3 separate regions of the Homo sapiens genome follow, and all the other regions are linked to region 1. The links are chromatin contacts, found by Hi-C or POLR2A ChIA-PET in ENCODE. All regions are on one chromosome and are shown on one strand. The core of a region is the stretch at or near the end of the contact, and the rest is flanking DNA. Distances in the headings are between cores, read along the strand shown. Region 1 has its middle 13 kb from the start of ZNF592. Region 2 holds the start of PRC1 (protein regulator of cytokinesis 1). Region 3 overlaps IDH2 (isocitrate dehydrogenase (NADP(+)) 2).

Region 1 (4,075 bases), core at 713-3,212:
TCTATTGGTTCATTGTCCTTTCTTCCTTAATTTTACTATGTTTTTGACAGTTATGGGCTTTTTCTTTGAACTCAAGTGTTCAGAATTGAATTAATCATAATTTTCATGTAATGTGATTTTTTTCCCCTGGTTACAAAAGTAAAGCATGCATGTTATAAAAGAAACAGGTAAAGAGTGCAGACATGTTGAACATAGAAAGAAAAGTCTCCTTTACTCTCAGCTCCACCCCACCTCCAGGCAAGAATAACTCCCATGGACAATTTGTCATTCCATGTCTTTAGATTTTTGTTTTCACATCTCTCTCCCAAATTAGATTGATAGTCTCTCGAGGGTAAAGACTGTATTGTATTCATTTGTGTATTCCCACCCCTAGCATAATGCCTGGTTCAGATCAGGAATGAAATACATTATTGTTGAATGAACTGCTGAAAGACGAGTTAGAACATAGGCTTTGAAGTTAGAAGACTTTGGTTTGCCTGGGGCAGAGAATTCAAGCAGGAGAAAAATGGGAGTACTAGTAAAGTGTGTTGGGCTTTGATTACTGAAAGCCTTGGCTATTGGGCCAGAGTGTTTGATTTTTATGTTGGAGGCAGTGGGGTGAGGGCATTCAAGACTTTTTAGGTAGAGAAAATTATTTATTCATATATGTATGAATTATTCATATTTATATATATATATATTTGTTTGTTTGTTTGTTTGTTTGTTTTAGACAGAGTCTCACTCTGTTGCCCAGGCTGGAGTGCAGTGATGTGATTTTGGCCCACTGAAACCTCTGCCTCCCAGCTTCAAGTGATCCTCCCACCCGAGCCTTCCTACCAGCTGGGATTACAAGTGAGTGCAACTGCACCTGGCTAATTTTTGTATTTTTAGTAGAGATAGGGTTTCACCATGTTGGTCAGGCTGGTCTTGAACTCCTGACTGCAGGTGATCTGCCCGCCTCAGCCTACCAAAGTGCTGGGATTACAGGCATGAGCCACTGTGCCACCTGGCCTATTCTTATGTTTTTACCAGCAACAGAATTAAAATGAGACATTGACAATCTAGTCATCTACTGGCATTGTACAGGATGTGAGGCGGAGGAGAAGGGGGAAAATGAAACTGGAGACAGAAAAATGAATGAATCAAGCAGTTGTGGCCGAATGCGGTGGCTCACACCTGTAGTCCTAGCACTTTGAGAAACCAAAACAGGCAGATCACTTGAGGCCAGGAGTTCAAGACCAGGTTGGGCAACATGGCAAAACCGCATCTCTACAAAAAAATACAAAAAAAAAAAAAAATTAGCCAGGTGTGGTGGCGCACAGCTGTAGTCCCAGCTACTTGGGAGAATCCTTTGAGCCCAGGAGGTTGACCGAGTGAGACCCTGTCTCAAAAGAAAAAAAAAAAAAGTTATTAACTTGGTATGGACACAGACTCCTATGACAAACTCATGAGAACTGTGGCTTCTTTCAGAAAAGTAGCTATAAACCTAAGCCCCTACATTTTTTGAGAATCCCTGGATTAGTGTCTTTTTTTTTTTTTTTTTTTTTTAAGACAGAGTTTTGCTCTGTCGCCAGGCTACAGTGCAGTGGCATGATAGCTCACTGCAACCTCCACTTCTTGGGTTCAAGCGATTCTCATGCCTCAGCCTCCCGAGTAGTTGGGATTACAGGCACGTGCCACCACACCCAGCTAATTTTTGCATTTTTAGTAGAGGCAGGGTTTCACCATGTTGGCCGGGAAGGTCTCAATCTCCTGACCTCATGATCCGCCCGCCTCAGCCTCCCAAAGTACTGGGATTACAGGCGTGAGCCACTGTGCCCAGCCTAGTGAGTCATTCTAAGAGTGAAAGAATAAGAACTTGCAGCATGTATTTATTTAGTCAGACATATTTATTAATCCCCTACTATGTATGTGCAAGGCACTGAGCTGAGTGCTGGGAACAGACACCATCCAGTATGAGGCATGCATTATGGTATGACATAGTGGTCAAGGGCACAGACCCTAAGCCCAGTTCTCTGCCTTCAAACCCCTGCCGGGTGACCTTGTTTAATAAAGCAACTGTACTCCACTTCTGTTTTATAGGGACAATACTGACACCATCCTCATGGGCTGCTGTGAAGATTAAATGAATGCTTCATGAGAGCTTGGGCTTGATGGCAGAAATGAGGGAGGAGAGAGAGGGCAGTAACTATGCGGAGGGCGGATGAGGGCAAGGAAGAATTTTAAAGGATGACAAGATTTTAAAGTAAAGCAGGAGAGGCTGAAGGTGCATCAGTCATGATCTGTTCTGTCCCCTAAGGGGGGCCAAATGGTGGGAGGGGAGAGATCGAGAGCAAACGCAGAGAGGCTGGCTTTAGCTAGGAAGATACTTCCGCTTGTGAGCTGGAGGGGAGGAGTCAAGTGTGGGTGCAGGTGCTGACTCTGAAGTAACCGCAGGCAAGAGGGAAGGAATGTCACCAAGGGGGGAGGGGTGAGGAAAAAGGAAAAGTTGTAACACACTGTCTCAAAGAGGGGATCTAGGAAGATGCAAATGTCAGGGATTATTCAGGACTGGTGAGCTGATAAGGGATACTGATCTGCCTGGTTGGGTAACTTCTGGTGGTCATGGGAGCTACAGGAGAAAAGCATTAAAAAAAAAAAAAAGGTGGGGTGGGGGAAGTGGTGAGTGCAGAATGTCACAGTGGTGAAATCCGGAAGAATAGAGACAGGGGAGGCTGGCCATTGTGGCTCACGCCTGTAATCCAAACACTTTGGGAGGTCAAGGCAGGTGGATTGCTGGAGCCCAGGAGTTCAAGACCAGCCTGGGCAACATGGAGAAACCCAGTCTCAATAAAAAAATTAGCTGGGCATTGTGGCACATGCCTGTAGTCCCAGCTATTTGAGAGGCTGAGGTGGGAGGATTGCTTGAGCCCAGCAGGTGAAGGCTGCAGTGAACCATAATCGTGCCACTGCACTCCTGCCTGGGCGACAAAGTGAGACCCTATCTCAAATAAAAAAAGAAAAGAAAGAGTTGGCCGGGCACGGTAGCTCACACCTGTAATCCCACTGCTTTGGGAAGCCAAGGCAGGCGATCACCTGAGGTCAGGAGTTCAAGACCAGCCTGGCCAACGTGGTGAAACCCTATCTCTACTAAAAAATACAAAAATTAGCCGGGCATGGTGGTAGGCACCTATAATCCCAGCTATTTAGGAAGCTGAGGCAGGGAGAATTGCTTGAACCTGGGAGGCAGAGGTTGCAGTGAGCCAAGATCACGCCACTGCACTCCAGACTGGGCAACAGAGTGAGACTCTCTCTCAGAAAAAAAAAAAGCGGGGGGGGGATTTGCTGGATTTGCCAACCCACTGGTCTTTACTGAAGTATCTTAAGGGTCACTAAAGTGTCACAGCAGGTGACTCATGGCAGAGAAGAAAAGGGAGAAAGAACAGTGAGGCAGTAAACCACATGCAATCTGAGAACACTGACTTTGCAATGAAAGGGAAAAGTAAGACATTAACCAGAAAGAATAACAGAGTGAAATGAGGTATATTTCTTTCTAAAGGTCAGAAAAGCTGTACTACTGCTATTTCTTCTTCTTCTTCTTCTTCTTCTTCTTCTTCTTCTTCTTCTTCTTCTTCTTCTTCTTCTTCTTCTTTTCTTCTTCTTTTTTCTCCTTCTCCTTCTCCTTCCCCTTCTCCTCCTCCTTTTCCTTCTCTTCTTCCTTCTTCCTTCTTCTAAGGTAAAGGCAGCAGTTGTAGAGCTGGCAGGAGAGGGAGGAATAGGGCTTCAAAAACTTAGCTGGAGGCCATGAGCAGTGGCTCACACCTATAATTCCAGCACTTTGGGAGGCCGAGGTGAGCTGATCACTTGAGGCCAGGAGTTCAAGACCAGCCTGGCCAACATGGCAAAACTGCATCTACTAAAAATACAAAAAACAAAACAAAACAAAACAAAAATTAGCTGGGCACTGGACTCCAGACTGGGTGACAGAGCAAGACGCTATCTCAAAAAAAAAAAAAAAAAAGTCAACTGGAGTATGATGCCAGCATAATACTATTGTAATTAGCTTCTGTGGGCCAGACATTTTCCATAAGAATATGTTATTCCCAATTTACAGAGG
Region 2 (4,075 bases), core at 722-3,221, 6.3 Mb before region 1:
ATAAACGCGTATTACACAGTGTTTTACATGCTGCGTTTATGCTCTGAATGGATATCTTTGCATCAGTTCTATGACTTTGTTAGCCTCAGCACCTCAGTGTAAAGGACAAGAGAGAAAAAATTGCCTTTTCTTTGGATACTTCATAATGCTGGTGCTAAGAACAAGTATGAAGATCACAAATTTGTGAAGCTTTCTGAAAAGCTCTCCTGTTAATTTAATCAACAAAGAATGCAAGTAAATTTTAAAAGTAGTGCTACCATCTACTCTATTAGTGGTGTCAATGTTAATCACAGAGTGCAAGGAAATTGAAAAAGTGGTGCCTGTCGCCCACTGTGTTGGTGCTGTGAATGTTTGGCATGCTGCTGACAAGTTAAAAAGAACATGGAAGCCGGGCGCGTTGGCTCACGCCTGTAATCCCAACACTTTGGGAGGCCGAGGCAGGCGGATCACCTGAGGTCAGGAGTTCAAGACCAGCCTGGCCAACATGGCAAAACCCCGTCTCTATTAAAAATACAAAAAAAAAAAGTATCCAGGCATGGTGGTGCGTGCCTGTAGTCCCAGCTACTCGGGAAGCTGAGGCACAAGAATTGCTTGAACCCAGGTAGCGGAGGTTGCAGTGAGCTGAGATTGGGCCACTGCACTACAGCCTGGGTGACAGAGCGAGACTCCGTCTCAATTAAAAAAAGTAAAAAGAACATTGAAAGCACTAATGAAGTTTTTCTGAAAATAAGAAAAATATGGTTCTGAAGGTGAAGCAAACAAGCATCCTTTACCTTTAGGGAAAAGGCATATGAAGAGGATTCACTTAAGTTACAGTTGGCCAATAAACACGAAAAATGTGCAATTTCAATTATAATCAAGTGCCAAACAAGGAAATGCCAGTATTATTATTTTACCTACAAAATGAGCAAAGATGTTTAGAAGTACAATAGAATTCAGCCCTGCTGAGGGTAACAAAAGGAGGGTACTTTTCCGGTGAGGCTTTGTGCAGAAGGCAAATTAATAAAGGGAGCATTCAGTAATTACACCTCTAGGAATCAGCCGTACGAAAATGCAGGATGCATTTATAAATACATACATACACAAAGATTTATGTATGAAGATATTCAGCCCAGCCTTATCTTTTAAATTATCATCTAAATATCAATAGCAGAATGGGCGAGATATCTACACACCAGGATTCATGCCACCATGCCACCATGAATCACTGGGAAAAAACGGTGATATATAAGCATTTAGGGATGTAACATGTTCATCGAGGAAAGGAGGCTACAAAAGTAATGTCTATTTTGAGTTTTAAATTTTTCATGTAACGATTTAGAAACTCATCTAATTTGATAACGTGACTTAGGCAAATCATTCAAATCTTTTTGCGTTTCCTCTGCAATGGCGATTGTGGAGGTTAAATGGGATAACTGGCGTTGAAACGTTCCAGGCCCATGAGCAGGACTCAATGTTCCTTCCCTTCCCCTTTAGTGTATGGCTTCTTACATCTGGGGAAGAGTCCCACCAAAGATCGATTCCAAGCTTCGCTTCTTGGATGAGCGAGGGAAACTAGGCGCTAACTTACCTATTCACCCCCGCGCCCGTTCCCGGCAGCCGGGACTCAGGGAAGCCAGGTAGCCGCGGTGCTCTCAACTCCCTCCCCGCCCGCGCACTTCGAATCCAAACTGCGCGGGGCGAGGCGGGGCGGCGCTCCGATGAGGTAGCTGGCTTGGGAGAGGAGTCCCTTGAGGCTGCCGCCAAGCCAGGGAAGCGGGAGGCGCAGGCCACGCCCGGCCACTCACAGACAGTGACGTCATCCCCCGCCGCCACTCCGGCGCTTCCCAGGCCCTGCTCGCGAGTCCCCACCCCGATTGCGCACCCGCGACTTCAGCCCGAGGGGCGGGGATTTTCTTGGAGCGACGGGACGCGACGCCAATCGCGACGAGGCTTCGCCCCGTGGCGCGGTTTGAAATTTTGCGGGGCTCAACGGCTCGCGGAGCGGCTACGCGGAGTGACATCGCCGGTGTTTGCGGGTGGTTGTTGCTCTCGGGGCCGTGTGGAGTAGGTCTGGACCTGGACTCACGGCTGCTTGGAGCGTCCGCCATGAGGAGAAGGTGCGGGTTGCGGGGAAATCGAGGGGACGCGGGAGGGAGCGACGCTCGTTTCGGCTGCGGGGCCTGTTCAGGGGTGCGGGACCCGTGCGGGGTCCCGGGCCTAGATCGTCACGGCAGTCGGCGCCGAGGGAGGCCGGGGGCGCTGAGGGGCAGGGTCTGGAGGCGGCGAGCCAGTGCGAGGGCCGCGGCGGTGAGACCTGACGCGCTGTCCGCCGGCGGCCGCAGGTGCCCGCAGGCTCAGACGCCCGGGTGGGAGCCGAGCGCCGGTGCCCGGACGCGGCAGGGTAGTCGAGGCCCGGGGCCCGGGGCGGCCTCCACCCAGGCGGTCAGCGCTGGCGCTCGGACCCCACCCTCCCCGCCCGCAGCGTCTCAGGTGCCGCTGCTTGGCGCAGATGACTCGTTGTAAACCTTCTGTGGTCGTGGCTTTTCTTTAAAGCTGTTAAGTTTATTTATCGTTGTTTTTCTTTGTTTTATTCTTTTTTTTTATTTTTGTGGAAACGCGGTCTATGTTGGCCAGGCTGGTCTCGAACTCCTGGCTTCAAGTAATCCTGCCACCTCGGCCTCCCAAAGTGTTGGGATTACAGGCGTGAGCCACCGTGCCCGGCCCGTTGTTTTTCTTTATATCTGGCCAGCGGTGTTAACGTTTTGTTTGAATTGGAAAGATAGCTTTGTTTCTTTGCAAGTTAAGAAACGGATTATGGAATTCTTTTCCGGTCGTTTTAATAACTTCCTAGGCGGTGTTGGGGAGGGACTGTCCGACTTGAAATCGGGACCAGACGGTGACACTGCCACTTACCAACCTTGTGACTTCCAAATATTAACTTTATTTTCTAAAAGTTGTGGATGCAGTTTTCTGATGATACAGCGTTAAATAATGTGTAGTTTTTGGTGGAACTGATTGTTCTAAGGCTTTGTAAGATTCTTCATTTCATGATCACTAATTCTGATCAGTCTTTTTAAAATGCTTGCCCTCAGAATAATGAGAATTGAGTGCCAACATGGTAAAACCTTGTCTTAACTAAAAATACAAAAATTATCTGGCCCTGGTGGCGCGCCTGTACCCCCAGCTTTTCAGGAGGCTGAGGCAGGAGAATCGCTTCAGCCTAGGAGGCAGAGGTTGCATGAGCCGACATCTCGACACTGCACTCCAGCCTAGGCGACAGAGTGAGACTACGTCTCAAAAAAAAAAAAAAAAGTCCATTAACAGTTTATGAATTATGTAGGCATCTCCTCTATCAAGGGATTGAATGAAGCAGGAGAAAACTTACCCTTTAATGTTGGTTCCAGGCTAATGGATATAATTAACTTTTTTTTTTTTTTTTTTTTTTTTTTTTTTGAGACGGGGTCTCACTCTGTCGCCCAGGCTGGAGTGTAGTGGCGAGATTGCTCACTGCAGCTTTGACCTCTGAGGCTCAAACGAAACTCTGGCCAGAATTAATTATGGTTATCGATCCCCGAAACAGGTTGAACTGGAGATCAACAAAGCTCCTTCTCTGGAATGCTAAGAAAAAATAGGGCAGTGGATCAGTGAAGGCTGCCTGAAGGTAGAAAATAATTTAAGGACCACTGTGAGATACCTTCCAGTCCAGTGATTTATGTTCAAGACTGGAAAAACTGACTCATTTTACAACCTTTTTGTCCTTGAGTGGTAGTCTTTGTATGCACTCTTGATTTTTTTCAGTGAATCTAAAAAAAAAACTCAGACTTGCTGCTTTTAGGGGATTATCTGAAACAATTTAGCCAGGGAGTATTTAAGTGTATCATGATAATTGTTCATAATGATTGCTCTGAAGCATCTTAAGATCATACAACTTTTTTGAAATGTCACGTTATTCATTCAAAAAGACTTCTTGGGCCTGGCACAGTGGCTCACACCTGTAATCCCAGCACTTTGGGAGGCCAAGGTGGGAGGATGACTTGAGCCCAGGAGTTCAAGACCAGCCTGGGCAACATAGCAAGACCCTGTCTCTATTTAA
Region 3 (4,075 bases), core at 779-3,278, 5.4 Mb before region 1:
TTATCGGGAGCATTCTAGCTTCAGGGACCTGGCAAGAGAGGATGATGGCTTGGACCTGGGTGGTGGCGCTGGGGATGGTGAAGAAGTGGTTGGATTCTGGATATATTTTGAAGGAGGAGCCAGTAGTGGGGAAAGGTTCCAATTCAGGCGATTTTACATAAAAATCTAGATACGCAGCAGGCACTCACTTATGGCAAGGGTGGGCTTGTCTGAGGGTGGCTTCTGGTTTTGGTGGTTTGGATGTGAGAGAAGGGAAGGAATGAAGGATGACACCAAGGAGTCTACTAGAGTTTGTTCCAAAATGGCTGTTCTGGCCGCGTGCGGTGGCTCCCAGGACTTTGGGAGGCCGAAGCAGGCGGATCAGTTGGGGCCAGGAGTTCGAGACCTGCCTGGCCACCATGGTGAAACCCGGTCTCTACTAAAAATACAAAAATTAGCTGGGTGTGGTGGCAGGCGCCTGTAGTCCCAGCTACTCAGGGGCTGAGGCAGGAGAATTGCCTGAACCCAGGAGGTGGAGCTTGCAGTGAGCCGAGATCACGCCACTGCCCTCCAGTGTAGGCGACAGAGTGAGACTCTGTCTCAATACATACATACATACATACATACATACATGCATGCATACATACATACATACATACATAAAATATACAAAGTTGCTGTCCTGCCTTCTTGAGCCCCCAGGAATTGGAACCTTTCCCCACTCTCTGATCTTTTGCTGGGACATGCTGACTGAGCAGCCTTTCTGCTGAGAGCATGGGTAGGAATGTGGAGGGAGCAGTTATGCCTGGGGCTGGCTGCCTGCGGCTGGACCTCTAGCCTCCTGCTGGGAGCAGCAAGAAGCCAGGGATGTGTTTTGAAATCCTTACTTGGTATTGGGTGCTAGGAGCCCCAGACAGGGAGGAGAGTCAGCCTAACGTGCCTCTGGTGACTGGTGTAATTCCATCCTGCACTCTCGCCAAGAGGACAGTGTTTGTGCAATGCATCAGCTGAAGATTCGTGGTGGCTGTCACTTCGGAGGTTTTCAGGGAGGCCTAGCTGCTGCTCTGTGTATTTCAGGTAGCTTGTCACCACTTATCTCTCAGAGAAGGGCAGACCATGGCTGTATCTCCACCATACAGGCTGAACAGCAGACAGGGGTCTCAAACTCCAGTGCCCTGGGCCACACTGGAGGGCACTTGGCTGTCATGGAGTGAAGGGAGAGGCCGCCTTCAGCCCAGCCCATCCTTGCCATGAGTGAGTGCCTGCTGCATTTCTAGATTTTTATATAAAATCTCCTGATTTTTTTTGACTGGTTTAAATTTTTATTATTTTGGTAAAAAACGTATAAAACTTACCATCTTAGTCATTGTTCAGTGTACAGTATTGTTAAGTACATTCGCACTGTTGTGCAGACATTACCACCATCCATCACCAGAACTTTGTCACCTTGCAAAACCGAAACTCTCTACCCATGAAACAATACCTCCCCACTTCCCGTCCCCAGTCCCTGGCAGCCACCTTTTTACTTTCTGTTTCTATGAATTTGACTATTCTAGGTACCTCATGTAAGTAGAAGCATATAGTATTTGTCTTTTGTGACTGGTTTATTTCACTTAGTTAGCATAATGCCCCCCAGGTTCATCCACTTTGTAGCAGGTGTCAGAATTTCCCTTCTTTTCAAGGCTGAATCATATTCCATTGTATGTAGATAACAGTAGTCCCCCTTATCCTTGGAGGATGCATTTCAAGATCCCCAGTGGATACCTGAAACTGCAAAGCCTGTAGATACTATGTTTTTTTCCTATACATACAGATCTATGATAAAGTTTAATTTATGAATTAGGAACAGTAAGAGATTAGCAATAATAACTAGTAATAAAATAGAACAATTATAACAATATACTGTAATGAAAGTTACATGAATGTGATCTCTTAAAATATCTTACTGTACTGTACTCACCTATTTTCAGACTATGGTTGACTGTGGGTAACTGACACCACAGGTAACTGACGTCATGGAAATAAAACCTTTGATAAGGGGGGACTGTATCACATTGTCTTTATCCATTCATCTGTGATGGACACGTGGGTTGCTTCTATCTTTTGCTGTTGTGAACATTGCTGCTATGAATGTGGGCATACATATATCTCTTTCAGACCCCGCTTTCGATATTTTTGGATGTATATACAGAAGCAGAATTGCTGGATCATATAGTAATTCTTGTCCTTTTCTTTTCTTTTTTTTTTTCGAGACGGAGTCTTGCTCTCTTTCGCCCATGCTGGAGTGCAGTGGCGCGATCTCAGCTCACTGCAAGCTCCGCCTCCCGGGTTCATGCCATTCTCCTGCCTCAGCCTCCCCAGTAGCTGGGACTACAGGCGCCTGCCACCACGCCTGGCTAATTTTTTGTATTTTTAGTAGAGTCAGGGTTTCACTGTGTTAGCCAGGATGGTCTCGATCTTCTGACCTCGTGATCCACCCGCCTCAGCCTTCCACAGTGCTGGGATTACAGGTGCGAGCCACCGTGCCCGGCAGTAATTCTTTTCCTTTTAGCTAAGGAACACCCATACTGTTTTCCACAGCAGCTGCACCATTTCACATTCCCACCAACAGGGCACAAGAGTTCCAATTTCTCCACATCCTTGCTAGCACTTTATTTTCTGTTTTGTTTTTCTTTTCCTGATAGTAGCTCTCTTAGTGGTTGTGAGGGGATAGTGGGGTGATATCTCATTATGGTTTTGATTTGCATTTCCCTGATGATTAGTGATGTTGAGCATCTTTTCATGTGCTTGTTGGCCATTTGTATATCATCTTTGGACTTGAAATGTCTATTTAAGTCTTTTGTCCATTATATTTATTTATTTATTTTGAGATGGAGTCTTCCTGTTACCCAGGCTGGAGTGCAGTGGCATGATCTCTGCTCACTGCAACCTCCACCTCCTGGGTTCAAGCAATTCTCCTGCCTCAGCCTCCCAAATAGCTGGGACTACAGGTGTGTGTCACCACACCAGGCTAATTTTTTTTCTATTTTTAGTAGACACAGAGTTTCACCATTGTGGCCAGGCTGGTCTCGAACTCCTGACCTCAAGTGATCTGCCCTCTTCAGCCTTCCAAAGTGCTGGGATTACAGGCATGAGCCACGGTGCCCAGCCAGTCTTCTGTCCATTTTAACGTTGAGTTATTTGTTTTATTGTTGAGATTTACTGATTTTTAAAACTTGGTCACCAATTAAGATTTTTTTAAAAAACCAGTACCTGGAACAAGCAGAACAAGTCTCTGCTGGCCTTGGCTCATGTTGCTGTTCTCAGTTCCCCTGGGATGTTTGCTTCCAGGGAGGCCTGGGCACTCCTGACTTTGGTGACAGCCCTGCTTGCTCTCTCTCTGTTACCTGTAGGTTTCCCCTTCCACATTCACTGCCTCCGGGCAGGCACTGTTGTGTTTTAGGCATTTCAGTATCCCAGTGGGGTACTGGATAAGTGCTTAGTTAGCACCTGCCGGTGAGTAAATAATCAGGTCCTGTGGTCTCTGAGGGTTTGACACATCAGGTCTTTGATCTTGACCTTGAACTCTCCTAGCCATGCCTGCCTGAAGCCCAACCGTGGAGCCCAGGCTGAGGCTGAAACCTGAAGAACTGGCCCCAAGTGAGTCTCTCCTTAGGGCTCCTGATTATGATAGTTCATTTTTTTTTTTTTTTAACAAATTTGATTAGCTGTCCTCAAATTAACTCATAGGAGATGCTCCCCAGAACTAAACTAGCTCTGCAACAGCTCAACAGACTTTCCGCAGGTTCTGCAGCTCTTTCCACTCAAGCTTCAGAAAAAAGTGAAGGAATATTGTAGATTGGGTTCAAAATCCCCATCGCGTCTTGGGAAAGGCAGTAGAGCCAGCAGCCAGCCACCTTTTGTTCTCTAGGGAATGGAATAGTCCAAGGCTGTGTTTGTGTTCTGCTTCTCTACATCTGACCCACGGGTCTTCCAGAGGCTGCATTTGGGTCAGGGACCTGGGCTCTATCTTGCCTCTGATGCAGACCACACTCTCTGAGTCTCATTATTCCCCCTAAATGATCTCTAAGATTATTTTTAGATTAAAAAAAAAAAA

What was found. A loop is a pair of places that touch in the nucleus more often than their neighbours do. ChIA-PET counts read pairs that join two places held with the same protein, here RNA polymerase II (POLR2A). Pooled maps may share reads with other maps.
Region 2: a pooled map shows a loop between it and region 1 (6-fold over the local background). The contact joins the promoter of PRC1 here to the enhancer-like site in region 1. A Hi-C loop is called at or near these places in 1 of 50 pooled maps. POLR2A ChIA-PET finds 5 or more read pairs at or near these places in 2 of 52 experiments (WTC11 and naive thymus-derived CD8-positive, alpha-beta T cell).
Region 3: a map with no recorded cell type shows a loop between it and region 1 (9-fold over the local background). The contact joins two enhancer-like sites. A Hi-C loop is called at or near these places in 1 of 37 single-sample maps with no recorded cell type and 1 of 50 pooled maps. POLR2A ChIA-PET finds 5 or more read pairs at or near these places in 1 of 52 experiments (GM12878).

Annotation. Positions count from the first base shown.
Region 1 is chr15:84,733,583-84,737,657 of GRCh38, reverse strand. No RefSeq gene overlaps it. Among named protein-coding and RNA genes, the nearest start is that of ZNF592, 13 kb to the left of the region's middle. RefSeq lists enhancers at 1,113-1,172, 2,453-2,542, 2,563-2,622, 3,129-4,032. Within about 2 kb of position 1,962, at least 23 of the 41 ENCODE cell types and tissues checked have a DNase peak (open chromatin) inside an H3K27ac peak, as active enhancers do; they include GM12878, where a contact is called at or near this core.
Region 2 is chr15:90,992,431-90,996,505 of GRCh38, reverse strand. PRC1 (protein regulator of cytokinesis 1) reads left to right here and starts at 1,971. Exons shown (of 15, transcript NM_003981.4): 1 at 1,971-2,099. The coding sequence starts at 2,089. LOC124903556 (a long non-coding RNA gene) reads right to left here and starts at 1,727. Exons shown (of 2, transcript XR_007064759.1): 1 at 1,571-1,727. RefSeq lists enhancers at 931-1,797, 1,798-2,665 and a silencer at 2,215-2,434.
Region 3 is chr15:90,095,069-90,099,143 of GRCh38, reverse strand. All of the region lies in intron 1 of IDH2 (isocitrate dehydrogenase (NADP(+)) 2), which reads left to right. Among named protein-coding and RNA genes, the nearest start is that of IDH2-DT, 5.0 kb to the left of the region's middle. RefSeq lists an enhancer at 3,194-3,718. Within about 2 kb of position 2,028, at least 9 of the 41 ENCODE cell types and tissues checked have a DNase peak (open chromatin) inside an H3K27ac peak, as active enhancers do; they include GM12878, where a contact is called at or near this core.